Linked DNA regions of Homo sapiens: regions 1, 2, 4 and 5 are each linked to region 3. A link is an interaction called in ENCODE POLR2A ChIA-PET data of the cell type or tissue named here. Cell type or tissue: MCF 10A. All regions are shown on one strand. Links, peaks and the distances in the headings refer to the core of each region. The heading gives the core; the rest is flanking DNA.

Region 1 (6,084 bases), core at 682-4,681, 210 kb after region 3:
TGTTGTTTCCTGTAGATGCAGGGGTAACCATGAATCCTGGATAGTAATGGAGCCCTGCATTGTCCCAGGTCTTCAGTAAGCTTATTGTAATTCTGAAGACGATTACGAACTTTTCTTCTGAGTGAAATTGCTTAATGGAGAAGCAGCAGAGAGAAAACACAGGCTGTATTAACCACTGCTTGAGTAGACAGGAATGTGTGTGCACTTTGGGAATTGTTGAGTGAAGAAGTTAAAATATGAGCTCCTGGGCGTGGTAATGATAGCAAGTGAACATCACCTCACAAGTTTGCAAGCATATTTCACATATAGGAAACATATTTTCTATAGTTCACAGTTATTTATAAAAATTCCCCAAATAATATCTGAATATCTGAATTCCCCAAATAATTCAGAAGGATTATGCTCTTCTGAAGCACAGTTCCTCAACACACACACTAAAGACATTAATGTAGACAGGATAATTCTTCTTTTGGGGGCTGCCCTGCTTCCTGTAGGAAGTTTAGCAGCATTCCAGATGTCATCTGCATCCCCACCCTCCAGTTATGTCAATGAAAAATGTCTTCAGACAGTGCCAAATGTCCCCTGGGGGACAAAATTATCTCCAGTTGAGAACCACTGATGTAAAGAAAACTAGAAGTAAACACTAACATTTTTTGCCATATATTTCCATTAATCAATGTGTATATTCAACATGTACTGAATTGGCACGTTTAAAGAAATTAACTGTGTGCTCACATTAAATACAGAGCAAAGTTAGCTTATTCCTGGTTTGAGTTTGACCTTGTCATTATGTTTGTAAATAATGTGCACAGCAAGAAAGAGGAAGTAAGACACAAAGAATTAGCATAAGTAAATATTTTGTAAGCATTTTATAATCTTGTTTGCTGAAAGTTAAAATATTTTAACGAGTATTCTGTTCTATCACATAATTTTATACAAATTATAAAAGTAGGGAGAAAATCTGTAATGTGTTCATTGGTTCATAGACATTCATTCTGAAACTGTAAGGGCTGGTCTCTAACATTAGCAGCTGGGAGGGTCAGAGGCTACATAGGATTCCAGAAACACTCACCTCTGTTTATAAATAGCACAGTTCCCCCCAGAGTGACTCCTTGCTGTCTAATAAAAGCAGCAAGAAGGATGTGAAAGAAAGAAAAGTTGGTAAAAATATTCCATCTCCTTCTCTTCCTGCTCTCAGGGAGGATGTATGGCGCTGATGACTTCTTGCCAGTCCTGACCTATGTCATAGCCCAGTGTGACATGCTTGAATTGGACACTGAAATCGAGTACATGATGGAGCTCCTAGACCCATCGCTGTTACATGGAGAAGGTAACTGCTTTTGAGAAAAGTTGAAGGAACTGGGTGCTATTTTTTTCATTTTTTTATAATTGAGACGAAATTCATGTCACATAACATTAATCATTTTACAGTGAATAATTCAGTGGCATTTAGTATATTCACAATGTCATGCATTCTCCACCTTTATTTAGTGTCAAACTATTTTCCTCACCCTAAAATAAAATTCTGCACCCATGAAGCAGTTACTTGGGTGCTTTTTTGACATCTTAAGTGTTAACTGAATTTTTTATTAATTTAAAAGAGTGTACTAACCTTTTTCTGATTGCAAAAGTAATACACACTCGTGGTAGAAAATTTGGAAAAGTCAGGAAAAACACAAAGAAAAAATATAACCCCATCTTAACTATACTTCACTAAGATTGCTTAATGGCAATAAAAAAAATACATTCAGTAGAATAAATGCCATTTTTTTTGGAAGAAATGGTTTCTTTGGCTCCAAGAGGAAATTATAAACTTTTGTTGAGGATATTTCCATTGCCAGGAAAATAACCTGCTCTTATATTAGTGAAATGGATAAAAGCTTGGCTTTGTTTTTATTTTTTAAAATTTCGTTTTCAAGGTGAAAACAGTATTAATTTTTTTCCAGTTTTTTTTAAGTATCTTTTCATTTTTATAGTAAAAATACAGGGGTGTGGAATCTGTGCAGTTTGCTCTCAATTTACGTTGGCATTCGGGTTCCTTCTCCTTGTGTCTGCCTAACCCCAACATGTCTTAGCAGAAATTCCTTCTCCTTACACATAGCTTAGGTATTTTACATGGAAATGATTAGGATGTTTGGCACAGTAGTGCACAGCCTTGAAACGCAGAAATAACTGGGACTCTATGTGAGCTTATCTTTTCAAAGGAGAACAAATCAGGGCCTGTGCACTGTGAATCCTCTTAATCCATTTTTATATATCCAGATAAAAGCCCAGACAAGCCCTGGGGGGGATTGTCACGGTTTCGTTTTTTTTTTTCCCGTGAGTTTCAGTCTGGGCTTGAGTAGAAAGGTCCATCTCTGACAGGATTCCCTAAGGAATGAGTCATCCCAGCATTTTCCCTGGAGGGAATGAAATGCATTTTTACCACCCCCAGAATGTGCCCCCTTAGTCTCCTCAGTCCTGTAATGTGAATTCACCAGGCCTTAACTTTTCCTGTCGGAGGGACCGCCCTCCTTGGAGCCCGATTATGCCCTTCCCACGTGACCATGGGTAGTGCTGACTCAGGATGGGGGATGAATATCTCTCCTCCCGTACCCGATCCCAGGCAGGTATGAATGGGCCTCTTTCATGCTTTCACCCTTTAGCCTCTTCTGTCCCCTTATTAATATTACTAACCATGGAACCAGACACTCCCCGATGAGCCTCCAAGGCCCTCCCTGGAGCTTTTCTTGCCTGCTCTGCCCTGGGATTAGACAGGACAAGGCCAAACATGTGGTTTTGCCCAGGGACCAAGAGAAGCATGTTAGTCTACATAGCATGCTTTCCTTCCTTCCACTGTAATGTTTGTTATTAATACAGTTTGGGGTTTGGTTATTCTTTTTCGAGCTTCGATCATGTTTAATTCTAGTAATATAAGTATGTAGAGCTCTTAGGGCTTTGGGGAAAAAGACACGCCGGTTTCACTTAGAAAGTCGATTCTGTTGCTGACAATGTGCACTCAGGACAAACATTGCTTGTATCTTGTGGCTCAAGGATAGAAACAGCTACTTCCTGCCCCTTTCCCAGATTGGCCCAGGGCAAGGCCCTGTGTTGATGACTAATGGACAGGTGGCTGTCTTCTCCTCCACGAATCCCACAAGAAAGACAAGGGCACAGCTAGTGAGGATACAAAAGCTGCTGGTGAGCTCGCACTTAAATAGAGCCTGCTTCCACTTAACCGTGTCTGGGGCTTCTTGGCTGCCTTCCTTGGGAAGTAGGCGGCCCAGTTGGGTTGGCTGTGATCACAGACCAGGCCTGCACAGCATCGAACTGAAGCTATGCAGCCTGGGAGGAAGAGGCTACTGAGCAGTGGCAAAAATACAGATTGGACTTTTCCGTGCCTGCCCAAAGTCCTCTTTGGTTTGCGGGGTAGCAGCCACGTCTGTTTTCCGCTGTTTAAGCAGGTATTCTCATTTACCAAAAAGGCGTCATAGAATCCCTTAGAAGTGCACAGCTCTTGTGGTAGGGTTATAGTCTTGCTGAAATTTAAAACCTTCTCTAATTGCATCCACATGTTTCAAAGTGTGGTCAATTTTGTGCTTCCAGCATTTGAGTTTTCTCCTTAGCGTCCTGAACAGATGAGAGCTAGGGAGTCTAAAATTTGAAGTCCAAAGGAGCCCCCCTCCACCCCCACAAAGATTGTAACAGTTCTCCGAGTCCTTGCTCAAATCCTGACCCTCCATACGGCCTTTCCTGAATACTTATGTTCATATTGATTTCTCCTGAAATTCTCCATGTAGCATCTGTATTCTGGATTACTGAGTTTCACACACAGTCACATGCTGATTTGTTTGTGGGGCGAATATTTGGTAAAGATCAACAATTCAAAACTCTTAACTAGGGTGATTATACTGTAGGTGGCAAGGTCTGGAAAACCCTTCAGATCACTCTATACACAAAAAGCTTGACATGTGATCAATGGAAAGTGCATGGCTCAGGGTGACCCAGATTATGCCGCGGGAAAAAATAACCTCAAGTCTTCATCTGCAACCTGAAAACAAGAAGGGTATTTTTCTTTCTCGTGTTCATGTCCAGCACGAGTTTGCAGGGCGTGTGGCTCCTGATCCACATGGAGGGGACAGTTGCCATCTTGCATATTGCCACTTATTGACCAGAGAGAGGCTTCTGCAGGGTCTCACATGAATAAAGCTAAATACTTTGGCCCTAAAGGTGACACTTCTGCACAAAACTCATTTCGCCAAACTAACTTCTGGTCCCTGCAGGAATAAATTGCCAGTGTCTGTTTTTTTTTTAAAAAAAAAAAAAAAAACAAAACACATTCATAAACTTCTGGAGAGTGGGGACTCAGATTCTATTTCTTACAAACCTACTTTCTTCTCTGTAGCTGTGGCTCACAGTAGAGATTCAATGAGTATTTTGACAAAGAATGTCTCTAAATCTAAAATATGCTGTGCCCAATTAGGGAATTTTTAATAAACATTCAGGGCGACCCCTAGTGGCTCTTCAGCGCAGAGACCATAAGTTCCTCCCCAGGCACCTAATTATATGTTAGGACAAAAACTATGAAGGAATACATACACATCTTACAGTGTCGTCAGCCCTTTTTACACTCCTCAAGAACATAAGAGATCATTCCTAAATACACCATCACAGGAACATCACTTTCCTGTAAATTATTTTATCCTAAATGCCAGATGTTATGTTAGTCCCAAAGGAAGGGGGGGGTAAGAAAGGGAATCAAGGGAGAGAAATTATTTTTGAAGTGTCCACATTTTTGCGAACAGTTCTTTCAAAGTGTATAGTTTACTTAAGATTTAGAAAATACTCATTGCGTTTTTTCCTTTTTACTTTTTTTTAAACCAAATTCTTGTTTATCAGAGATAGAAAATATCAATTTCTAAAAGAAAAAGCCAAGAGCAAGTGTTGCCACGAGTCTGGACTGATGGAGGGGATACTGGCCTTGGATCACCTCACACGCCTGACTTTCCCCCCACCTCCCCGTCAGGCCTTAATACCCCAACTACTCCTGGCAAACATTTTTCATAATTGCACTTTAATAATTTCGGCTGGGCATGGTGGTCATGCCTGTAATCCCAGCACTTTGAGAGGCCGAGACAGGTGGATCAGTTGAGGCCAAGGTTCAAGACCAGCCTGGCCAATATGGTGAAACCCCATCTCTACTAAAAATACAAAAATTAGCCAGGCGTGGTGGTGCATGCCTTTAATCCGAGCCACTCGGGAGGCTGAGGTGGGAGCGTCGCTTGAACCTGGGAGGCGGAGGTTGCAGTGAGCTGAGATTGTGCCACTGCACTCCAGCCTGGGTGACAAAGCAAGACGCCGTCTCAAAAACAAACAAACAAAAAAACAAACAAACAAAAAAAACACTTTAGTGGCTTGGTCAGTCTCACGCACTAGAATGGAAATCCCATCATTGAAAAACAGGAACCTTGTCAGCCTGGCTTGTCTGTGCCCCCTTGGCCCCTCCCAGGCCTGGGTCGCTCCAGAAATCTCTGTGGGATGGCTGTGTGAAGGGATGGATGGAGGAGTGAGTGCCATGCTCTTGGGTGTGTGCTTCTGTGATCCCACAAGGAAATGCATGTTGAAGAAATACTAAAAATACAAAACATGCCTTCTAACGCTGGCATCCCCTGTTATCACCCGTGAGCGGAGGTTGGCACTGGGAGGACCCACTCTTTCTGCTCTTTTCAGGAGGCTATTACTTGACAAGCGCATATGGAGCACTTTCTCTGATAAAGAATTTCCAAGAAGAACAAGCAGCGCGACTGCTCAGCTCAGAAACCAGAGACACCCTGAGGCAGTGGCACAAACGGAGAACCACCAACCGGACCATCCCCTCTGTGGACGACTTCCAGGTGTGCAGCTGGCCACCCCTTTGCTTCCTTCGTCCTCCAGGAATGCGGAGCTGGCTCACCCAGCACATCCCAGCTCAGAGGTCCCCACTGTGTTGAATTATTTGGCAGGAAAGGGATATCTCAAACCACCCTCTGGCCTTGTTACACTGATCTGTTTTCTTTACATTTATATACGCATGGGATACTTGGCCCAAGTTTTGCTGTCTTTAAG
Region 2 (6,084 bases), core at 982-4,981, 170 kb after region 3:
ATTATAAATAATGTCAGTAATAAAAATGCTTAGATTTGTGAGAAGAAATAAAATCCAATCATTCAGGTACAAAATAAATCTGTGTGAGTGCATTTGCCTTTAGACTGGGGCATGGTTGTGCTTATGAGAAATGCTACTGAGCATTAGGAACTCACGGTTACCATCCATGCTATTTCGCATTTAGGGTTCTGTCCTCAAAGTTAGAAATGTTTTATATTGGCCAGGCAGGGTGGCTTATGCCTGTAATCCCAGCACTTTGGAATGCCGAGGTAGGCGGATCACCTGAGGTCAAGAGTTCAAGACCAGCCTGGCCAACATGGCGACACCCTATCTCTATTAAAAATACAAAAATTTAGCCGGGCATTGTGGTGTGCGCCTATAATCCCAGCTACTCAGGAGACTGAGGCAGGAGAATCACTTGAACCCAGGAGACGGAGGTTGCAGTGAGCCCAGATCGCGCCACTGCACTCCAGCCTGGGCAACAGAATAAGACTCCATCTCAAAAAAAAAAAAAAAAAAAAGAAAAGAAAAAGAAAAAAAGAAATGTTTTATGTCGGAAGACAAAGCCTGAATAAATGGCATTTAGGATGCTTAGAACTTTTGAAAATGGGGTTAGGAATAGAAGGTCAGGTCTGCCCAGTGCAAAGTGTTCTTTTTAATATTAGAGATAGAGGGTAAAATAAAACATTGTGTCTGCCCTCAGAAAGCTTTCAGTCTGGAAGAGAAGATGATTAAGGGGGCGATCACAAGATGGGGTATGTGCGGTGGCAAGCCTGGCCTATGAACTTGTAGGGACGGTCTCCTTGTTAGGGAAATGGTACTGCAGCCAGCTGACCGTGCCGCTTCTCTTTCTCCTAGCATGGTAAGACACAAGGATGGTGGCTATTCCGAGGAAGAGGACGTGAAGACCTGTGCCCGGGACTCAGGCTATGACAGCCTCTCCAACAGGCTCAGCATCTTGGACCGGCTCCTCCACACCCACCCCATATGGCTGCAGCTGAGTCTGAGTGAGGAGGAGGCAGCAGAGGTCCTGCAGGCCCAGCCTCCGGGGGTAAGACTCAGAACCTCGGGAAGCAGGTTGAAGCAGGCAGGACTGCTGCCGGCTTAAAGAAAAACACTTGGAGTTAGTTCCAGAAATTTCTTCCTAGCTTGTAAGGAGCATGTCTCTTGATGTGTAACTGGTTTTCAATGCAGAAATATTCTGTAAACCCAGGAACAGAGCCCTTCACGATGTGTCTTTCTGTCTTTATCTGCTCAGTTACCATGGGAGGTACAAGGATCCAGCAGAGAACTGAGCATCTGGGTAGCGAGTAGGGGCCACTGGCCAGAAGCCTGGGTCTGACCTCTTGAGCCTGGACACTGAGGATGAGCCTGGGTCTGAGATCCTTGGTGGCCTCTGCTACCTTCCTCTCCTTCTGAGCCTGGGAGCCCTGCCAAGGTCCAGCCATCCAACTTGGGACCCAGCCTTCAAAAGTTCTGTGTCCACAGACTTGCCTGCTCTGTAGTCCTCTTTTCCCTGGGCTTTCCACACAGACTAAAGTCTAATATGGTTTCCTCAGCTACTGTCTATCCAAGACCACTGTCCGTCCCATCCAGACCACTCCACGACTTGTGGAAGGTCCTCAAAAAAGTGACTGGAGCCGGGCACGGTGGCTCACGCCTGTAATCCCAGCACTTTGGGAGGCCAAGACGGACAGATCACTTGAGGCCAGGATTTCTAGACCAGCCTGGGCAACACAGTGGCACCCTATCTCTACTAAAATTACAAAAATTAGCCCGGTGTGGTGGCACACGCCTGTAATCCCAGCTACTCAGGAGGCTGAGGCAGGAGAATCACTTGAACACAGGAAGTGGAGGTTGCCATGAGCAGAGATTGTGCCACTGCACTCCAGTCTGGGCGACAGAGCAAGAATCTGTCCCCCCCAAAAAAAAAAAGTGATTGGTATCTCTAGTGCTATCCAATATGGTAGCTTCTTGCCCCATGTGGCTGTTTAAATTTACATGAATTAAAGCAAATAAAATTAGAAATTCAGCTCCTCAGTTACCGTAGCCACATTTTAAGTGCTCTCTGGCCTCGGCTGGCTGCCATATTAGATGGTGCAAAATTTGGAACATTGTCATTGTAGTACAAAGTTATAGTGGACGGCATTTGTGTACAGTGTCTACTTCCAAAGGATAAATACAATAAGTCACAGATAAAATAATACTTAACACGCAACACAAGATAGAAACTAAGAACTAGATGGAGAAGCAAGGAGAAAATCCCATTAGTAGCTAGCTGAGGAATGTCATAAGAATTGGGCACTAAATACCTTTTTGAGTTTCCTAGCAGTCAGAGTCTGTCTGTTCTCACTTTTTAAAAAACATATGAATCTTTCTTTATTCCTCATCAGGCAGAAACAGGTAGAACTAAGACGTCTGCTAGAACATGCTCAGGGGAACAAGGCACGGTGCTTTCTCATCTTTGCAGAGAATCCCTTGGCCATAACACAGAGCTGCTGCCTCTAGTTTTGTTCTATAGGATCAGGATTTCCTCACCTTCTGTGAAGCCTAACTTTCAGCCAGTTGAATTGTCTGCTCTTGCATTTCTGCAAAACATTCCAAAGACAGAAGTTGCTGCAGAGCTAGGCAACAGCCTGCCCAGCTCCCCCTCCCAAGGTAGGGCACGTCCACTCTTGCTGAAACCTGCATGGGAAACAAGCCAGGCATGTTCTCTCCATCCACCTGCCTGATCCCTGCACAGGGCCTGCCTGATGAGATTGGGCAGGTTGAGGGCAGGGCCAGGACAGGAGTAACGTGGACCAGGACAGTCAAGAATAACGAAGGGAGAGGCCAGGCATGGTGGCTCAGGCCTGTAATCCCAGCACTTTGGGAGGCCAAGGCGAGCAGATCACTTGAGATCAGGAGTTCGAGACCAGCCTGGCCAACATGGCGAAACCCCGTCTCTACTAAAAATACACAAGTTAGCCAGCCATGGTGGCACGCACCCATAACCCCAGCTACTCCAGAGGCTGAGGCAGGAGAATTGCTTGAACCCAGGAGGTGGAGGTTGCAGTGAGCTGAGATTGCACCACTGCACTCCAGCCTGAATGACAGACCAAGACTCCATCTAAAAATAAAATAATTAAATAAAATAAAGAAGAGAGAGAAAAGCAGGTGGCTAAAAGTGTGTGAAAAAGGAGGATTTGAGAGACTGGCCATGGTGGCATGAGTGAAGTGGGCTCTTGGGGTGCCCATCCTTAATTATTCTACAATCTAAGATAGAGGTCCACAGACTGTTTCTGTAAAGGGCAAAGTAAACTATTTTTGGCTTTGCAGGCCATAGAGTCTCTGTCACAACTACTCAACTACACTATTGTCATGCAAAAGCAGCCATAGACAATATGTAAATGATCGAGCGTGGCTGTATTTCACTACAACTTTACTCAGAAACAGATGGCAGGATGGATTTCGTCTGCAGGCCAGACTTTGCCAACCCCTGATATAACGTAAGGCTGCAGTCCTCCAAAAAATAAGGCCTAGAGGTTGCACTCCCCAACCCCAAGGCTCAGGGAGATCTCCACTTGGAAAAGGGAGTGTTACTTCCTCTCCTAACAACCAACAGCTGCCTCTCCACAGTGCTTTGGCCTCTTACCCCCCTGGATGCTATTTAGGAAGCATCTGCTTCAGTTTTAGGGTGTCCCAGAGGCACTGACTCCCAGAACCTGCTACTGGATGAGTCCTATGGATGCATCCCCATGGTGCCAGGAGAAAAGAGAACTCACGGTCTTCCAGCTTCATTCTTCACCAGATACCCAAGTCCCATACCCATCTTCCCACCCCCCAAATAAAGTATCTTATGAGATATCAACTGGAGATAAAGAGAGGAGCAAAGATTAGGCAGGGAAAAAATGAAAGGCTATAGAAAGGTAGGGGAGAGAATAGGTAGAGAGTAAGGTGTTTAAATGCAGAGGAAAGAGAAGTAGCTAAAGAAGCATGACAGACAGAATAGGAGAAGGGCCATGCTCCACAGAAGGGAACCAGGACTCAGCTGGGCTGCCACACGCCATACTCCAGGGAGAGTCACTTCATTTGTAGGCTAGGTGAATGGTGCCTCCTGGAGTTGTGCAGTGCACGGCCTACACAACAGTACACAGCATACTTAACTCTGCAGTGATGAGGGACAGAATGGTGTCCTGAGATCAGCACTAGGAATTGAACTGTTTTAAAGCATGTGTCTAAAGACAATATTAGGATCTTGAGGGAACTGGTAGAATGTGAAGTGAGTCAGGAATAAATGGACAGCCTCCATGTCCACCGGGGTGAACTTCAGAGTGCATCCACCCACCACCCAAATGGAACAGCCATTTTTCAGCTCCAGTAGATTGTTGCCTGGTCTTGCTATATCATCTCATTTTCCAAGAGGAGCTAGAAATTCAGATTTCAATTTGAAAACAAAAAACAAAGCAACTTCTGCTTTTTCACTGTTGGCCACAAACTTAAATTTCTATTGTAAATATCCTCATAAGCCAAGTTAACCAATGAAATGCCAATTCCTATGGTTTAGTCATGTTACCTGTGTTTAGAATTTAGGTTTCACCAACCAAGATATATAAGACAGGGGCTACAGAATATAACTCATATAAGACAGGGGCTGGAGACCGTAACTCCAGCAGTAAAACAGTCACTGAACTGAAAATGCTTATGCAGACTAGGGGAGTTCTTAGCCCCATGGAGAAGCTTCTGTCAGAGGGAAAGCAGGATTCTTTTGGAGGCAGTAATGAACAAAGGTGTCTGCAGCCTGTGCTCTGAGCACCCCTTTCTATGGCAGGAGAGTTTCCTGCAGGGAGCCATGCAGTGTGGATATGAAGGGATTCTATTCATTGAGTGTGAGGGAAACCAGATGCTTGGGTTCCAACATTCTAGATATTTCCTAAAGCTTGTATTTCTTTTCCCTCCACTAGATCTTCCTGGTTCATAAATCTACCAAGATGCAGAAGAAAGTCCTCTCCCTCCGCCTGCCCTGTGAATTTGGGGCCCCACTCAAGGAATTTGCCATAAAGGAAAGCACATACAGTAAGTGGTCATTGGATGCTCAGGTCCTGACTGACAGGGCCACGGGGCTCTGCAGGGAGTGGAAATGGAAGGAGCTCTGGTTATGAGATGGGCAGATATGGGCCTGAGTCTTGGCACTGAATGACTAGGCAGATAACCTACTCCAGGAGCCTCAGTTTTCTCATCTGTGTAATGGGATGATGGTAACCTCTGAGATGTTAATGAGTCAAACAACCTGAATATAAAGTGTGCAGCCTACTGCATGGCATATGGTAGGGAACTAATAGAGGTTGACTTCCTCTCCCCCTACCCAGTTAAGTGGAACATGAATTCAGTTCCCAGGTTTGCCAGTGACTAAGTTGCAAGGAGACTGTAGCGAGAGAGCCCTTTCACGCTAATCCTAAATCCTAAAGCATGTGTCTGCACTTCTTCGTGAATAAATAATCCCTGAGCAGACCTGTTCCCTCCAGGCAATCAGTGTTCAGTCTTCTATGAAATGCAGCTAATCAGAGGCAGAATCCAACCTTTTGATGAACATTTTGAAGGGAGAGTGGTGTTCAGAAGTGTTGGTTTTCTTTCTGCTGTTCCACGATTGGTCATTGGAAATGTGAAGTGTCGGGAGGCCAAATTTTAAATAAAAAAGGGAACACCCAGTTCTGATGTACTGCCAGCCTCCAAGAAAGGATCGGAAGATGGATCTGCACATCAAAGGGGGAGGAGTGGGAGGAGCAGGCCAGGAGGAGAGAGCTCAGAAGCAAGACAGAGCCTGGGATTCCCACTTGCTTCCCGATTTCCCAGCACCTCACCTCCTGCATTTGGAGAAGCTGAAGGTGTAGATGAAGGTCAATTTCAGGGCCGAGATGAGATTCTACTCAGCCGGGAGGGCACAATCTTGCTGAGCCAAATGACCATTAACTGAGTTAGGGGAGGGTAAAACCTGCCAGGCTGACTGTGAACCGCCTCCAGCTCAATTGTCAACCTGGATCTTACAAGTCCACAAGGTCATGGATGCCAGGGAAAAACTTCCCCCTGAAAGGCGCACAAGCAGGC
Region 3 (6,084 bases), core at 646-4,645:
GCTATCAAGGGTGCTGTGCCCTTTGCTGATGCAGTTGATGTAGGAAGTTTGCTTGTTTTGGTGATGGCTGATGATATCTAAGAATTGTAGCTTCAAGTATGCTATAGTGGTCAGAAAGGAATTTAAACAATTATGTGTGTGTGTGTGTATGTGTGTGTGTATGCATTTAGTTATTACAAAGGGTTCCTTGTTTAAAAAGCTATATATACTGTTGCACTAAGAAATGCTTGTATTGTGAAGAGCAAATAGATTTGGGTAAATGGATGTTTTAGCACAGTAAATGGCATTATTATTTAAACACATAGGGAACTCTGAATTTCAGTAGAATAATGGTGGTTGCCTGCATCCAAATCTCTTACCATAACTTAAAAAAATTTACCCAAATCAACAAATAGAGCAAATAAAACCATTGTTTACACAAGCCCTCAGGATTACTAAGAGACAAAATTCTACAGACTTCAAATTTCCTGTAAGTAGTGAGAGAAGTATCCAGGTCCAGCCAGGCAGGCTCCGGAGCCCGCCCCTGTCTAGAGCATTGGGCGGGGACCACAGAGGACAAGTGGAGAAGGGCAGGAGTGTGCATAGCCCGGGGTGATGCAGCCCAGATCACATTACCCCTGGAAGGACAGGCCCCATCCTGAGTGGGAATACCAGACAGTGTGAGACTGGAGGCTACAGCCGTAGGAAAGGCGAGGTTACTGGGAGAGAGGAGGGAAACTAGGAAGGGCACTGCCCCTTGGAGACTTGGTGATATCCAGAAAGAAGGCAAAAAGAATAAAATAAAGGGTCCTTCAGAGATCAAAGAAAACCGCAAAATCAGACATGCTTCCCCTCTTCCAGAGTAAGCACAATAAAGAAATTACACTTCACTCTATCAACGGTAGAGGGCGCATCTGAATCAAGAAACCTGGCTAACCACCCACACGCTGTCCCCTGCCTACATCAACTCTCACTCACGATCCAGTAAAGAAAATAGATGACAAAAGGAGCAGAAAGTGGCAGACAACGTGCAAGCAAAGCTGCAATCAGAAGAAACGAGTTTGTGAATCTAAGCATTTCAGCTAGTCAATGTTCTCACCCCTCTACATACACACACACACACACACACACACACCAGAGCAAAAGAAAACTAATGACATTCCACCACTAATTAAATGTCCTAACATAAGAACTTTCATATGCTAAAAAACCCAACCTTTAATAAAAAAATCAGAACTAAAATGGGCAAAACCCAGGATGAAGTGAAATGAGAGTTGACTGAACTCCGGAGAGGAAATGGGGAAATTCAGTTTGCAGATGCTTTTGTGCTGCCAGGCAGGACATCCTTTCAGTGGACAGTAGATGGACAAGAACTGTTGCCTTTTCCCATCCACAGGCCTATGTTTTCTAAACCCCAGCCCAAGGCAAGCATTTCTTATCCATAAGCGTACTGGCTATTTCAGTGGGGAACATTGTGCAAGGCCAATGTTGGCTATCATTTTTACTTGCCAAGTTCTCTATTATATGAGACTAGGAAATACCCAAATACTTTCCCAGGGAAGATCAAGTTGAGTGGATTAAACTTTCCAAGGAGAGCTTCATTCTCCTTGGTAATATGTCAAACTTTCAGAGATAAACTTTTCAGAGATGTTTTCAAATTGTAATGAATGACTACCATAAATGATGCCGTATTTTATACTTTAAAAAGTAATTTTCATACATTATATTCATCATTAAAGTTGTATATATGTCAAAGTAACACATGTGATAGTTTCTTCCCTGCCTCTGTGTGACCACAAGCAGCTTAGAAATGCTTCGCCTTGGTTTATACATGTGAAAAATGAGAATGGGAATGGCTTCCCCCTCTGTGAGATTTCCAGTGCATTGCTAACTTCAGTCTGTGGGACAGATTGTATTTTTCTAAACATAGCCACAATGTCATCACCCATCCCACACCTTCTCCTAGGCACCTCCTTATCAAGAGGTAAAGTTGAATGCCTGTCTCTTGAGTCTGAGTGGGTTTGTGTCTCACTTGTACCCAATAGAATGCAGCAGAAATAATACTGCATTACTTCTGAGGATAATTTGGAAAGAAAAAGATAGTGCAATTTCCACCTTGCTGTCTGGTACATTCTTGCTGGAGTGCTGAGCTGCCATGCAAGCAGTTAGACTGTTCTGAGGCTACCATGCTATGAGGAAACCCAAACTAGCCCCGGGCAAACAGATCACATGACAAAGCCCTGAAGCTACATGAAGAAAGAGAGAGATACCGTAGCAGTCTCCAGCTGTTCCAGCCATACCTTCCCGTTCCCCACCCCCACACACTCTGCCTTTTGTTCCAGTTCCAGTTACCATCTGGCTGCAACCACATTTGAGACTCTGAGCCAGAACAACCCAGCCAAGCCCTTCCTGAATTCCAGACACTCAGAAACCATGGCAATAATAAAATGATTATTGTTTTAAGCCACTGAGTCTTGCGGTGACTAGTTATATAGCAATAGATAATGAGGATGCATGAAGCGTGAAGATGCATGAAGCCATCATTTCTAGGGAAAGTGTAGTGACTATGCCTAATACCTTTTGCGGTAGTGCTGTTTTGGATAATTTTTATAGCGGAAGTTGATAGGACAGAACATGTCTCTTTGGGGAAGAATTATATTCCTCTCTAGATTTAGCTTACATGCTAACCTTTCCAGTGGAAAAGAATTGAGTTATTTTCCAGTGATTTTCTGTTTTTGTACTTGCAAAGCTTTATGTATCTATTGCTTTTGGTGAAAGTAAATGATAGGATAGGTTACTGGAGAGCTATTTATTTTGTTTCTGGATGGGATAAAGCTAAAAGGACATAGGGACTAAAAATGTGGCTGCTGGTCTCAAGGATTTCTAATGAAACCCAACATTGGGTAGCTCTCAAGTTAATTCTATGGTGAGCAAACATATTTAACATTCTAGGCCATAATAAAGACAAATGACTGTCTGGGCACAGTGGCTCATACCTGTAATCCCAGCACTTTGGGAGGCCGAGGCAGGCAGATCACAAGGTCAGGAGTTCGAGACCAGCCTGGCCAACATGGTGACACTCCATCTCTACTAAAAAAATACAAAAATTAGCTGGGCATGGTGGCGTGCAGCTGTAATCCTAGCTACTTGGGAAGCTGAGGCAGGAGAATTGCTTGAACCCAGGAGGCAGAGGTTGCAGTGAGCTGAGATCGCACCAGTGCACTCCTGCCTGGGCGACAGAGCAAGACTCCATCTTAAAAAAAAAAAAAAAAAAAAAAAAGAGAGAGAGAGAGAGAAATGACCTCAAATGCGGGGCTAGAGGGAGAAGATTTTATTCCTGATGGCAAAAGTGTAGTGATTAATGTCATGGAGTCAGATGGTTTGAATCCTGGCTCCCTCACTTACTGGCTGTGTGACCACAGGCAAGTAAATTTATCTCTCATGCCTTTGTTGCCTCATCTGTTGTTATGAAGGTTATGGCAAGGATTGGATGAAATAATAGACATAAATGGCTTAATACAATGTCAAGCATATACTGAGTGCTCAATAAGTGGTAGCTAGTGCTATCATTATGTTATGCTTTCTGGATTTTGTATTTTAAGCTCCAGGTCCAGAGACATAGATCTAGTAAGGGGAGGATAGACAGTTCAGGTATTAAACTGCTTGACTCAAGCATGTGCTTACTGGCAACCATGTTACTACCCTATGCATTACACAAGACAATCTCAGATCTACTCCATCTATCCCAGGTGATGGTCTTTTCCAAATAGAGGAAGACTTCCTCTATCAGTAATGTAAAGTACTACACCCCTCCCTAACTTGTATTTCCAAATAAGTTATTGTGTTTTTATTGTAGAATTTAACATTTAGATTAAAAATACTTAGTGCGATCTCAGCAAACTACCATGGAAAGGTAACCACTTGAATCTGACAAAGGGTATGTGCAAGCCATGTTGAATGGTGAAATACTTAATGCTTTCACTCTGATGTATGGAATAACACAAGCGTGCCCTATCACTCTTATTCACTGTCACCTTATAGCATCTATCACTCTGTCATCTGTATTCAACAATATACTGGTAGTCTTACCAGGACACTAAGGCAAGAAAAAGAAAGAAATGTTATTAAAATTAGAAAATAAGAATTGGCCAGGTGCATTGCCTCATGCCTGTAATCCCAGCACTTTGGGGGGCTGAGGCAGGCAGATCACTTAAAGTCAGGAGTTCAAGACTAGCCTGGCCAACATGGCGAAATCCTGTCTCTGCCAAAAAAAAAAAAAAAAACAACTAGCTAGGCATGGTGGCAGGCACCTGTAATCCCAGTTACTTGGAAGGCTGAGGCAGGAGAATCACCTGATCCCAGTAGACAGAGGTTGCAGTGGGCTGGGATGGCACCACTGCACTCCAGCCTGGGCAACAAAGCAAGACTTTGTCTCGAAAAAAAAAAAAAAAATTAAAATTGCCATTACTCAGGAGTTAATATACTAGTAACAAGTAGAAAATTAAATAGAAAATGTGATCTACAGTACCATACAAAAAAAACCTTAACAATAGATATGCAAGAACACCACACTAAAACTACAAAACATTGAGAGAAATTAAAGAAGACCTAAATAGATAGAAGGACATACCATGTTCATGGATTGAGATATTTTAAAGATGTCATTTATCCCCAAAGTGATCTACGGACTCATTAAAATTTCAAATAAGTCCTAGCAGAATTATTTTCTGTTTAAATTGGCAAGTTAATTCCAAACTGTAGGTGAAACTGAAAAATAATTATAAAATTCAAAGCCATATTTAAGAACAACAGCAAATCTGTAGCTCTTACATTACCAATTATTAAGACATGCTATAAAGCTACATAATGAAGACTGTGGCATCAGAACAAGGATAGACAAATAGGTAAATGGAACAGAAGTGAGAGTTCAGAGACAGAGCTACAAGATAATGCAGTATCTTGGCTTACAACAAAGGCTACACTGCAATTAAGCGGGTGTGGAGGCGGGAGAAGAGTCTTTTCCACAGATGGCGCTAGTCAGTTGATATTCCTGAGGAAAAAAATAAAACTTGATTCCTATGCCATACACAAAAATGATTTTATGATGGATCATAGGCTTAAATGTTAAAACTAAAACAATTAACCTTCTAGAAAAAATACAAGAGAAATATCTTCGTGAACTTGGGATATGCGAAGATTTTTTAAAATAATACTTTTAACTTAAGATGTGTGCACTTTACTGTATGTTAATTATACTTCAATAGAATTTCCTCTCCCTTGTCTTTTGTTATGTGACACTCTTAATTTTCTTCCTAGTCCTTTATGATTTCTCTATCTTGCCTAGTTTCTTTTATTTTGTACAAGATTCTTTCTGTGGTTTACTTACTTTCTCTTGCTGCAGTTGGTATCTTGGGCATTTTACCTATTTGTAGCTTTAGCTGCCTGCTCCCTGTAGGTGGCTCCTAATCTTATAACTGTTGTTCCAATCTGCCTCCTCCCATGGGGTCGTAGGACTCTCAGGGACATCCAACTATTGCCTGGTTCCCTGCCATGTGCTTCAGTCCCCTCTATGCATCCCCATGGGTTGTTGTTCAGTCTGTGCTTTAATATTTTTGATGAGGAGAAAATCACCCAGTCCCAAAGTGCTAGCCAGAGATTCCTCACCTCGAGTTGCAATTTGTCTTCCTCTAATTTCTCTCCTTTGGTTCTCCTCTTATCTGTCACTGAGCAAGTCTAATTCCACTCACATGACAGAGGCTTCCCTGCTTTTTCTTTTCTCCAAGTCAATCATCCAAGACTCCTTCAAACATCTTTTCCTAAACATGGTCACATATTTCATTTCTAGCTACTTCTTGACGGGCCCTAATTTTATCACGTTTTTATCAAAATGTGGCACCCAGAATTGAACAGAAGGCTTGAAGGTGATCTGGCCTCTATAGACCATCATTTCCCTCGTTGCAGATGAGTTGTTTTCTGAATATAGACTTATTCATTTGTCTCTAGTAATTCTTCAACTGCCTTTTGGATTTCTCAATCTGGATCTCCCTAGAAACCTCAATTTATTCAAAAATGAAATAATCATACACCCACCGACACCAGCAACTG
Region 4 (6,084 bases), core at 1,670-5,669, 140 kb after region 3:
CTCTTTGTGCTCCTCCTCTCACCACTCCTCAGCCTTTGGGTAAATTTGTGGAAAAAAAAAAAAAAAAAGCTGTCCTCTGGGCACATTCCTTAGCCTGCAGAAGGTGCCTCAGGCAGACAGAGCCAACCCAGGGTATAGTGCTTAACAGGCTGGGGGAACCCAGCTCTGGCCATGTTGTAGTTGTTCCTTGCTCTCTAGTCCTGACTTTGCACCATGCACAAAACTAAATTCCAGATGAATGAAAGGACTACAAATAAATAAATACATCATATATAAACAGGCAAAGCTGTATATACTGTATAAGTCTTAGCAGAAAATAAAGGAGACTTTATTACTTCAAGATGAGGAACTTCTTTCTAGGCAAGGGCCAATAAGCAATGGCCATATTGAAAACTTGGATAAATTTGATTCTATCATCATTAAAAGCTTAAGAAAATTTAAAAGGCAGAAAAACAATGAAAGAGATCATATGTGAAACATATCAGACAATGGATTCATATACACAACCAACTTATGCAACTTAATTTTAAAAAATCAAGAAACCACAAAATAGGCAACAGATGAATGAAAAGGCAATTCCTTGCAAGAGGAAATAGAAATAAACGATAAAAATATAATCAGGGCAAAGCAAATGAAAACAAAAATTATTTCTGCTCATCAGATTGGTCTGCTTAAATGTTTGATAATATCAATCATTGACAAGCAGCGTGGACACTTTCACAGATGGCAGGGGCAGTGCAGAAGGGCACAGCCACCCGGGGAGCAATGTGGCACCAGCTCAGAACCTGCTACATGCATAGGCTCCAGCATTTTCTCTGAGGTTTCACACAGTGCACAAGGGAACACACACACAGGTGACCATCACAGCCCTGCCTGTGATAGCAAAACTCTGGAAACAACTAAGCCTCTATCAAAATAGAATGGATATGTGGATTGTGGTATATCCCTATGGTGGAAAACCGTTCCCACTTACAACAAATGAACCAGGGCTTCGTGTATCAGTGTGGATAAACCTCATTACAATTTGTCGAGTGAAATTAGTAAGCCAGTACAATTCCTTTGGTTGGAGAAAACACAGATGATACCATTCAAGGATGATACACACAAAACTGATAACAGTGGTTACATCTGAGTAGGTGAAGGAGATTATGGGTGATGGTCAAGGGAGATTACTTTTAAGTACAATCATTTATTTTCTTTAATTAAAATATATTCATTTGTGACATTTGTAATTACAATTAAATATCAAAAATATAAATGCAAACACCCTTGGGAGGAGTAATACACAAAGTTAAAAGAAAAGAAGCAATGTTCTCCAAAGGTGTGCTTGCATCATTGTCCAGGTGCCCCTCTGCAAGTGAAGGGGAAAAGCCTCCATTACGTTTTTGTTTTCCAGGTGACAGTTCCTGGGGGCAAAGGTCATTTGAAAGTTTGGAGGAAGCTCATTATTTTCCAGACTAGTTTAGAAAAACCCCAACATGAGAGGTACCCACCACACCAGGAGGCTCCTCAGCCAAGCAGAAGCACATGGTCGAGGGAACTGTTTGGGTAATGCGGTTTTTTTAGGATCTGGAGGTAGATCTGATACCGCAGAGCTGATTCCCGGATTATAAATGCTTACCACACCTCAAGGCCAAGTTGATGCACTTGGGGAATGGAAATTCCATAGCTGGGAGCCAAGGACTTGACTTTTCCCACACCCTAAGTTTCAAGTCTTCAACATATCAGCAACACATCCCTTTTCAAACCACTGATAACATTCCTGAATGAGACTTGGAATTTGAAGAGCGCTGTATCAGGACTTGTGCTATAAGCACTTTCTTATTTGACTTTTACTTGACCTTCAAGAGAATTTTTCTCCTTTTATCTAACCCTAAAAGAAAGAAAACAAGACTTGGGGTTCCTCCCTTTTCCCTCCTCCCTGCAGCTTCCTATGCATGCAAAGAAGCATACAACAACTTTTCTCTCTATTAGGGGAAATTCAGCGCCTAGTGGGCAAATCTCTAGGTTAGAGGCTTCTGAGCAGACAGGCAGGAGGAGATTGGACTCCGCGGACATTGTTTCTTTGTAGTCCCAGGTCTCTGCTGCTGGTGATTAAATGGCCTCTTTCCAGGAGGGGAGGTACATGAATCCATTTTAAGTGTCTTTTAGTATCAGCTCTCTGGTTAATAACAATTGCCATTAATATAAAGAGATAATTTGTTACTTATTTATTTTAAGAGATGGGGTCTCACTCTGTTACCTAGGCTGGAGTGCAGTGGCACCGTCATGGCTCACTGCAGCCTTGAACTCCTGGGCTCAAGTGAGCCACCTTCCTCAGCCTCCTGAGTAGCTGGGACTACAAGGCACATGCCACCATGCCTGGGTAATTTTTTTTTTCTTTTTGGAGATGGAGTCTCACTCTGTTGCCCAGGCTAGAGTGCAGTGGCGTGATCTTGGCTCACTGCAACCTCTGTCTCCCAGGTTCAAGTAATTCTCTTGCCTCAGCCTCCTGAGTAGCTGGGACTACAGGTGCATGCCGCCATGCCCAACTAATTTTTTGTATTTTAGTAGAGACGGGGTTCCACTGTGTTGCCCAGGCTGGTCTGAAACTCCTGAGTTCAGGCAATCTGCCCACCTTGGCCTCCAAAAGTGCTAAGATTACAAGCGTGAGCCACCACGCCCAGCCAATTTTTTACTTTTTTGTAGAGCCAAGGTCTCTCTATGTTGCTTAGGCTGGTCTCAAACTCCTGGGCTCAAGTGATCCTCCTGCCTCAGACTCCCACAGCACTGGGATTATAGGGGTAGGCTACTGCTCCCGGCCAAGAGATCATTTAAATAGGAAGAGGATTAGAGAGTATTTAGGTGCCTATTGAAGTGTTTTGTTTTGTTTTTGAGATGGAGTCTCACTCTGTAGCCCAGGCTGGAGTGCAGTGGTATGACCTCGGCTCACTGCAACCTCCACCACCTGGGTTCAAGTGATTCTCCTGCCTCCGCCTTCGGAGTAGCTGGGACTATAGGTGCACACCACCATGCCCGGCTAATTTTTGTATTTTTAGTAGAGACAGGGTTTCACCATGTTGGCCAGGCTGGTTTCGAACTCCTGACTTCAGGTCATCTGCCCACCTCAGCCTCCCAAAATGTTGGGATTACAGGCGTGAGCCACTGTGCCCGACCTGTTGCAGTGTTTTAATCTCATTGTCCTTTTTATTCCTCCAATGACCTTCCCTTGACATCATCAGCCCTAGCTTTGGGGATTTAAGGATGAGGGCACCCAAATGGGTCGCCCAAGGCGACCCAGCCAACCGGGGCCCGAGACAGGATTTGAAGACAGATTTTTCTGAGCCAAAAGCTGGTATGCCTACCCCTACTCCCAGCTGTCAGGTCACCAGTCAGAGCTTCAGGCCACACCGCCTCGAAATTGCACAAGTTGCTGCCTGAAGAATGGCCCCTTGGATGAGGTCCCCGCCTACTGAGAAATTATGCAGAATGATTACAAAATGGTACAAATTACTGTAGACTCCTGCACCAGACTGGAACTCAGCAGGCCCAGCCTTGCCCAGGCCCAGCCCTGGGTGTGACCTCAAAGGGCTGGGAAAGAACTTGGGCCTTCTCCAGTTATTCTCTTGCCCTTGGCCAGGATGCCAGCTCTTATGCAGGAGCACTCAGGTGAACACCTCAGGCTTCTCAAGGTGTGTTATGCACGAATGCAGGACGAGGGAGTGGACCCAACCCCTGACCTGCCTTCCTCTCCCTCTTGTGGTCACCAGCACCCCCTCTTCTTCCCTGGAAGTCCCCAGCCAGGCCAGCAGCCCACTCTCTCCCAGCTTCTAAAGGCAACACATCACCCCTCTGTCCTGCTGTACATGCCTGCAGGGAAAAACAAACACAGGCAATGCCCCGGCAAGACCTCCGTTGAGGTCTGCTGTGCTGTATAAGGATAGGTGGCTATCCCTTGGGTTGGGGTCTTTGTCACTGCTTGTGGGATTTTCTGGGAATGATGCAGCTGTGCTGGGTGTTTGATGTAAGAACCATGGTCTCACCAACTTTGTGCCTTGTCAGCCTTGTCCTATCTGACCCTCTGGCTGCACTGAATCACAGGTGGCTCTGCCACCACTTTCCCAGGTGTCCACAGACGAGCAGGGGTGTAGTGAGCAGCACTCACTCACCAGCTTTGCAGATGTTTAGACAGCCCCTCCCCATGCTTGCAGGAATTCTGCACAGGTACAGGGATGTGTTAGAGGCTGGGATTGTGTAAGTGGGTCTGGAGAAACTTCAGTTAGTAGCACCAGTTTTTTGTGTTTTTGTTTTTGGGTTTTGTTTGTTTGTTTGTTTGTTTGTTTTGGTCTGGTTTGAGACAGAGTCTCGCTCTGTCACCCAGGCTGGAGTGCAGTGGCTCAATCTGGGCTCACTGCAACCTCTGCCTCCCGGGTTCAAGCGATTCTCCTCCCTCAGCCTCCCAAGTAGCTGGAATTATAGGCACATGCCACCATACCCAGCGAATTTTTGCATTTTTAGTAGAGATGGGATTTTATCATGTTGGCGAGGCTGGTTTCAAACTCCTGACCTCAAGTGAACCGCCCACCTCAGCCTCCGGAAGTGCTGGGATTACAGGCATGAGCCACCACACTGGGCCTGTAGCACCAACTGCTATTGGCTTTGTCATGGGAAAGCTGACATTAAAACTGGCCTCCTTTGTTGGGTGACAAGTTATTTCTGCCCTCAAAGAAGGAAATTTTGAAGAAGCAAGTGTAAGGGATGAGATTGAAAGTCTGTGAGAATTAGAAACAAACAAATAAATCAACACAAACTTGTCCAAAAACAACTTCAAAAAAACACCCAAAATCCCTTCAGTGGGACAAAATCCAACCGTCAGAGGGGAGGAAGTGTTTTGTGATGCTAACTGCTGCTGGCGGAGGGCCCAGTGGGTATATACACATGATTCTGAGAGGCAGGACTGGCCCTGGAACACTAAACTCTGGTCCATTTGTGAGATTAAATCCCTCTGCACTCTGGGACAAGTGAGTCAGGACTGAATGGAAGGGGAGGGAAAAGTTGCTGGGGGCTGGGGCTGGGGGGGATGCGAGGGACCAAAAAAAAGTCCCCACATCCAGCAGGGAAGGGTCCACAGCGATCCAGCCAAGTGCAACCTCTGTGCTTGTCCACCCTCGTGCCTTGGGGTCATGGTGCCTTCCTCTGCACTAGAGATAGGTGGCATGGCAATGGTGCCTTCCTCTGCACTAGAGATAGGTGGCATGGCATGATTGGTGACTTGGCATGGGAGTGCCGCTAAGTGACAGCCACAGACACCGTCAGCTTCTTGTGTGTGGCCAGATGTAGAGAAGGAATTGAGGAGGAAACTTGGAGGTCTGGAGATCCAGCCAACAGCATCGGCAAGAGCGGTACCCAGACAAAAACAGCCTGGCTGAAGGGAATCAACTGATGCCCATTCTGATGAGAATCAAGGCCATTTGGGGTTTTTATGTTCAAATCAGTATGATGGTTGTGAAGGTAACCAAAGTGTGGAGAGGGAAATGTACCCAGTGACGGGGCTTCCTGCTGGGGTGGGAGTCCTCTCTTTGAGGTTTGCCAGAGGCTGTGGCCGGCCCTCCCTCACAAGGCCTTCTGCTTCTGATAGGTGTGTGGCTCTCCTGTTTGGGGCCACAGCCACGGTCCAGAATGAAGCAGGGCCTAGTCCCAGGGTGGTGGGGCTTCAGCAGACGTACCCAAACTCCCCTCAACCCCTTCCTTGCTTCTACCTTTTTAGTCCCTTCACTCCTTCCATTTTCATACACACCACCCTTTCTTTTTCTTGTTTTCCTAAAATTTTGTTTACAAAGTACTTTAAGCATACAGAAAACCACACACCATATTAAAATACCCATCACTCAGCACTGTCAAATGTCATCATTTCGCCATTTCATTTTAAGAAATAAAATCTTTCCAGGCACGGTGGTGCCTATCTGCAATCCCAGAGCTTTGGGAGACCAAGGTGGGAGGATTGCTTGAGGCCAGGAGTTCAAGACCAGCCTGCACAACATGGTGAGAAAGTGTCTCTACAAAATAAATACATAAATAAAATCTCACACGTGACCGAGCCCATTG
Region 5 (6,084 bases), core at 581-4,580, 150 kb after region 3:
TCATTAGGTCATGAGGGCTCTGCCCTCACAAATGAATTAATGCCGTTATCTTGGTAGCGGGTTAGTTTTCAAAGACGTGGTTTCCTGACAAAAAGAATGAGCTTGGCCGATTTCCTCTCCCTGTCTCCACTCACTTCTGCCTTCCGCCACGGGATGACTCTTACCAGATGCCAGAGTCATGCTCTCGGACTTTCCAGCTTCCAGAACCATGAGCCAAATAAACTTCTGTTCTTAATAAATTAGCCAGTCTGTAGTATTCTGTTATAGCAACAGGAAACAGAGAAAGACAAGGGGGATCCTGTTTTCCCACATCCTAGAGTATTTGGCATTGTCAGACTTTTTAAAAAAACTTTGCCACAGAGATATGTATAAAATAGGATCTCCTAATCATTTCCTCTCTCGAGGCCCCAGTGCTTCTGGAAGCTCCCCCTCTGGTCCTTACTGCAGTCACAGGCACCGAGGGGATGGATCAAGCATGAAGGGCTTGGCTGGCTTCCCTTCTTCTGACCTCTAAGTCCTGGGAGTGTCCAGAGCTATCTGCTGGGCCCCCTTCTCCATCGACCTCTCTCCTTAGATAATCTCTCCCTGCCACAGTGCTTTAGAATGCCAGCCACACATGCCAGTGACTTCCAAACAGAAAAATCTCCATCCAGAGTGTCAGAAGCTACTTCACAGATTTATTTGATGGCTGATAAACAACTGAAATAAATTTAATCTGCCCGAAGTTCAATGCAGTTTCCCCCTCAAGTCTAATTCTTCCCCATTGCTCCCATCTCAGTCAAGGGCAATGCCATTTATTAATTGCTCAAACCAAACACTTCGGAGCCATCCTTGATTATTCTCTTTCTACCACCCCCACATTCAATCCATCAAATTATATCAATTTCTATGTCAAATTGTTCCTAAATTCCCCCGTTCTTTCTAGTTCCACCACTACCACCTCGGTCCAAGCTGCATCATCTCTTGCCTAGACCACTGTAGTTGCTCCTAACTGGTCTTCCTGTTTCTCATCTTGCCCTTTCCAACCACCTCAGTGCCAAGGTGATCGGTTTAGACCATAAAACAGATGTAAAATGGCTTTCTCCTACTTAAGGCCTTCCAATGGTTCTTATCATGGAAGACTCAAGGTGGTGAATACCATGATCTACAAAGTTGGCAAGATCTGATCCCTGCCTGCCTCTCCTCCTGCACACCTTCCTGGCCTCCAGAACTTTCTCTCCATGTGGAGGGCTCTTCCTTTGATCTTTTCATGGCATTCTTGTCATTCAAGGCTCTATCGCTTAAAAAAGACTTGCCCTGACCAACCCGCCCTGATCTGTTTGGCCCCTTTGTTGCTCCCACAGCATTACCTTCACCTGTCTTCATTCTGGAACTGCTCAGTGCTTGGTTCTGGTGTCTTTCTGCCCCACCAGAATCTCATCTCCATGAGAACTGAGATCTTCTCAGCTCCACTCCCCATTTGCAGTACCTGGCATGAAGCGGGAGCCCATAAAAGTTTGTCGAAATAGTGAGTGAATAGATGGGGTCACATTTTAGAACAAGCTTTAAGCGCAAGTGAAGTTTCCCTCCCAGAGTCTGGGTGGGATAAAAGCTACCTGAGACAAGACAACATTTCTCTTTAGTGAGAACAGTGCTCAAATTTCTTAGCCTCAGGACCCCTTGATGCTCTTTAAAATTATTATTGTTGTTGTTATTTTTTTGAGATGGAGCCTCACTCTGTCGCCCAGGCTGGAGTGCAGTGGCATGATCTTGGCTCACTGCAACCTCCATCTCCTGGGTTCAAGTGATTCTCCTACCTCAGCCTCTGGAGTAGCTGGGACTACAGGCACGCACCACCACGCCTGGCTAATTTTTTTGTATTTATGTACAGATGGGGTTTTACCATGTTGGCCAGGCTGGTCTTGAACTCCTGACCTCAAGTGATCTGCCTGCCTCGGCCTCCCAAAGTGCTGGGATTACAGGCAAGAGCCGCTATGCCTGGCCAATGCTCTTAAAAATTATTGAGGATCCCAAAGAACTTATGTTTGTATGGATCATATCTATAAATAGTTGCCATCTTAGAAATTAAAATGAAGGAATTTAATAACGCTTATTTTAAAACAATAATGGACCTGTTACCTGTTAATGTAAATAACGTTTGTATGGAAAATTACTATGTTTTCAAAAAATAGTGAGCAGAGTGGCACCCTTGAGAACAGCCACTGTACACTTACAGTGCCTAGTACGCGCCAGGAAAGACTCTGTTGAATGAGTGAATAGGAGGGTGAAAGATTTTAGACCAGCCTGAAGGGTCAGATGCAGGTGCATGGATAGGTGGGGATCTGAGATGGGGCCGCCTTTTCCCCTAGATGGCCCTGGGGCCCACTCCCCTCCTCCCCACTCATCCACCCCAGCCTCACTCAGTCCTTTCTCTTCCCTTTCCCCAACAATCTTCTCTCCACAGCAGTGCAAAGAATAGAACAAGAAATCATTTTGATGTCGTCAGAAATCAATATGTAAGCTGGATATATCTTTTAAATAAACTCATTTCTATAACAAAATAATCATTGTATGAATTTCAGTCCTTCAAAGGGGGTTCCTTTGGAGGGTTTCCCTTGCCAAATGAATATTGAGGCCCGGTTTTGCCAGGATGTATTTATTCCCGTCTATATTCATGTTGAGAAAGCTAACTGGGTGTTATATTATCTTCCTTATTACAATACTGAAACCTAACAAACTGGGTGTCATATTCTTTTCCTTATTACAATACCGAAACCTAAGTTCTTCCCCTTTCTAAGGAGAAGCTGCCTCCTCCCCCTTTATTTTTTCCTCTGGCTAGAGGAAATTCACAGAGCCAAGATTAAAAAAAAAAAAAAAGAAATAGAAAAAGATGGTCATCTCTGTTCCTATTGAAAAGCCTGAGTTCCCCGGGCGCTGTGGGCATGCCACGCCTCTCCACTTCCTGACGTCATACTATTTTTGTCTTTGAATAGCTCATTGACACAATTGCCTCGGAGATCGGAGAACTGAAACAGGAGATGGTGCGGACAGATGTCAACCTGGAAAATGGCCTGGAACCCGCTGAAACCCACAGGTGACCAGAGACACGGTTAGGTGATGGGTGCGAGAAAGGGATCGAGTGAACCCTGGCACTGCCAAGGGCTGACTTGCAGTCACTCCTCAGAAGTCTGGGAGCTGGGAGTGTGGTAGCAGCTCTAGATGAAATCCTCTGTAGGAGGTGGGAGTGGCCTAGGAACTAGTTGTCTGCTTGTTTATTTTAATCACTTTGAAGGCACTTGAACTTTATACTCTCTCAATTCCTCCTGGCACCAGAACCCGGAAACCTAAAATTGTCTGTGCCATATCCACCTACTCCCAATGATGGAAACAGTAATGCAGCAAGATCCAGCGTGTGCAAAGTAGAATTCAGTGTAGCCGTGTGAGTCTCCAGAAGGCTTACAGGGGAGCAGCTAAAGAGGATGGACTCATTTTGCATTCTCAGGTCAGAGAAAAACCCCAGCAGTCTCCAAAAAACCATTAACCTGAAAAGCCGTGCAGTGATTGGAAACTGGATGTGGTTGTAAATTCGATACAAAGGGAAGGCGGCGTGCTGTGCTGTTGAAGGCGATACCTGTGCACATACTGCACACCGTCTGAATAGGAGGCAAGGGACTGGTCTGTACCTGGAGAAAGGGGGTGCAAAGGTCGGGGGGTGGTGGGAAGTTGAAGGTGACTTCTTCCAACTTTGATGCTAACAAGATAACAATATAATGGCTATAAAAAGACACAGACACTTCGTGCCTTAGAGGCCAGATTTGTTAACAGCTTCCCCTTTCTCCCAGAAAGTGGGGCTGAGCCTGCCTGGAGCAGTGTGAGGCTGAGATTTATGGAGTAGGTTTTGCCTGCAAGTCATGCAACAGGCAGGCCAGCCAGATGGTTCTGGTTGTCCAGGCAAGTTTCAAACCAGCCCGACTAGTTCCGCCATACGCTGACGGGAGAGAGCAACATCCCAGGGAGGCACTTGCAGCTGGAAGGTGGTACTTTGATACCCGATGTCTCTGGGGGAACAGCACTCACCCTTAATTCTCTGTGCCTTCCTTTCCTTTCCTTCTCTACAAAACGATGGGGGTGAACCAGATGGTCCCCCTGCTCCTTGCAGCACACCCAGCATTCTATGATTGTTCTTGACCTCAGTGTGAAAGTCTTATTTTTTCCCCATAAACTAGACAAATGCACAATGATTTTCAGGTAGTGACTCTCTGCCTCACCTCCAGAGTAGTTTCAAACATCGTGGAACTTTAGCCAGGGAATTTCTCTATCCTGTGCCTTGTTGAGCTAAAATTTAATTGGGAGTCTAGGCTGATAACAACAGAAAAGAGAGCTTTGGTAGCACTGATTTCTTTCATAGCCAGGAAAGGCGGCTCTGTGAGATCAACCCCAAGCTCCACAGATGACAGACACCCAGACACAGAGCGGCGGAAACCTTTCCCCTGCATATAAGCACAGGGGATTTTGGGGGTGTGAGAAGGACGTTCTGAACATGTGAGGGGCCCTCAAGATCTTGTTTTCTGACTCCGGTGGGTATTAGAGTGAGAGCTGGGTGGTTGCTTAATCTTTAACATTTCCTTCCATCTTTTCCTTTTCAGAGGTAAGAATAACTGTAAGCAGTCCACAACAGCCTTTTTTCCCAGATGAATGTCACTTTGAATGCTATGTTGCTTAATTCATGAATTTATACATTTGCAAAGGCATTTTATTTGGCTTTTTTTTAACAGAAAAGAAAGAGGAAAAAGCAAGATGAGTTGTCTTTATTTAACAATATAGATCATGTTGGCCATGTGGCAACACTGTTCATATTAAACTACTGTTCTAAGTCGCTTATAGCGACTAACTTACGGAATCTTCCTAGCACTTCCAGGAGGGAAAGCTCTTTAGGGCCTGCATTTGACTGATGTGGAAACTGTGTGCTGTGGGGAAAAAGCTACACAGTTTTGGCTTCTGTGCTGGAGTGTCTTGCTGATTTTTTAGAAGTAGTGAGTTTGGTTTTAATTTCTCCATTTTGTCCAATGGAGCTGTCAGGAGGGCCAGTTCAGTTATTTCTAAGATCAAGGAAAAGCATAGCTGTGGCCACAATTCAGCCTGGCACAGAGCAGCAGCCAAAGGGGAGAGGAGGGAAGAGGAAAGCAGACCAGTAGGTAGCAGAGTTGCTTTCAGCAAAACCCCTGGAGAAAGAAGTGGCGAGCACCGCCCGGGCCCCTGGCTCTGCACGTCTGACGGCTGCAGGAAATGCACCGCCGTCAGCTTCCTCTGCAGCTTCGTACTCTGTGAGTGTGAGCTGGGATAGGGAGTCGCCTATCCCACCACAGCCACCACGAAATGTCTATGGTTCCTTAGTTGATGGAATACCAGATTAAGCACCAAGCTAGTCCCTAGGTTAGGAATCACTATTACTCTAGCTGTGTTAGTGTTTGGTTGCTCTTTCGTGCTTAATATTGAGATAACCTTGATCTTTAACTTTGTCTTGTGCCATGGACTCCTTCTCTGAATAATCTTTTGAATGCATAAAATAACATATATAGGATGTCATGGGAAAAACAATTACAGTGAAGTCCAGTGATCAGAATGTTTCAGTGTGTGTTTCAGCATGTGCTTCCATGGCATAGGTGCTTCTGTTTTACATGTGACAGATAGGCATAAATGACACAATCTCTGTAACAGCTGTGACAACGGTGAAACCTCTGTGGTTTCTGTTGGTGACAAAATCACAGGTCGTGATACTACTACTGTGGTTTGTTGCCTACAATCAAAATGGAAGGAAGTTCATTCAGAATGAGGCTATGGAAAGTGAAGATGTCAGTTTTTGGCCCGATGGCCAGTGCCCACCTCCCGTCCTGTCTCCTGTCAGCGTCGTCTGCCATGGTCCATCTGCCCTCCTTTTTGGGACATTTGCTTGGCTTGGCTTCTGGGACCCCACACCTCCCTGGGATCCTCTTAGCTGTCCTGCTGCTGCCCCCAGTGCCCTGGCTGGTTCTTCTTTATCTCCCTGAACTCCAGCCCTGGAGAACCCAGAGATCACACTTTGATCCCCTCCTTTTCTTTTTTTGT

The links. ChIA-PET counts read pairs that join two places held together with the same protein. Peaks named below come from ENCODE experiments on the same cell type or tissue, not always from the same donor. Only the 100,000 strongest peaks of a DNase experiment are listed, where the experiment ranks them.
Region 1: POLR2A ChIA-PET joins it to region 3 with 43 read pairs; 10 of 35 experiments call an interaction of 5 or more read pairs at or near these places.
Region 2: POLR2A ChIA-PET joins it to region 3 with 16 read pairs; 3 of 35 experiments call an interaction of 5 or more read pairs at or near these places.
Region 4: POLR2A ChIA-PET joins it to region 3 with 13 read pairs; 3 of 35 experiments call an interaction of 5 or more read pairs at or near these places.
Region 5: POLR2A ChIA-PET joins it to region 3 with 10 read pairs; 2 of 35 experiments call an interaction of 5 or more read pairs at or near these places.

The regions. Positions count from the first base shown.
Region 1 is chr20:19,990,970-19,997,053 of GRCh38, forward strand. It overlaps RIN2 (Ras and Rab interactor 2), which reads left to right. Exons shown (of 13, transcript NM_018993.4): 11 at 1,199-1,330; 12 at 5,710-5,873. Among named protein-coding and RNA genes, the nearest start is that of NAA20, 23 kb to the right of the region's middle. RefSeq lists an enhancer at 2,036-2,907. In MCF 10A, for the core only: a CTCF peak has its summit at 4,484 (motif pointing left); DNase peaks (open chromatin) are centred at 2,302, 3,092 and 4,482.
Region 2 is chr20:19,955,757-19,961,840 of GRCh38, forward strand. It overlaps RIN2 (Ras and Rab interactor 2), which reads left to right. Exons shown (of 13, transcript NM_018993.4): 5 at 859-1,051; 6 at 4,944-5,055. Among named protein-coding and RNA genes, the nearest start is that of NAA20, 59 kb to the right of the region's middle. RefSeq lists enhancers at 2,253-2,984, 2,985-3,716. In MCF 10A, for the core only: no CTCF peak of the experiment used is centred there; a DNase peak (open chromatin) is centred at 2,685.
Region 3 is chr20:19,784,188-19,790,271 of GRCh38, forward strand. All of the region lies in intron 1 of RIN2 (Ras and Rab interactor 2), which reads left to right. Among named protein-coding and RNA genes, the nearest start is that of RIN2, 29 kb to the left of the region's middle. In MCF 10A, for the core only: a CTCF peak has its summit at 885; DNase peaks (open chromatin) are centred at 904, 1,434 and 2,294.
Region 4 is chr20:19,925,047-19,931,130 of GRCh38, forward strand. The region is part of intron 3 of RIN2 (Ras and Rab interactor 2); the gene reads left to right. Among named protein-coding and RNA genes, the nearest start is that of NAA20, 89 kb to the right of the region's middle. In MCF 10A, for the core only: no CTCF peak of the experiment used is centred there; a DNase peak (open chromatin) is centred at 3,535.
Region 5 is chr20:19,932,127-19,938,210 of GRCh38, forward strand. It overlaps RIN2 (Ras and Rab interactor 2), which reads left to right. Exons shown (of 13, transcript NM_018993.4): 4 at 2,973-3,073. Among named protein-coding and RNA genes, the nearest start is that of NAA20, 82 kb to the right of the region's middle. In MCF 10A, for the core only: no CTCF peak of the experiment used is centred there; a DNase peak (open chromatin) is centred at 2,945.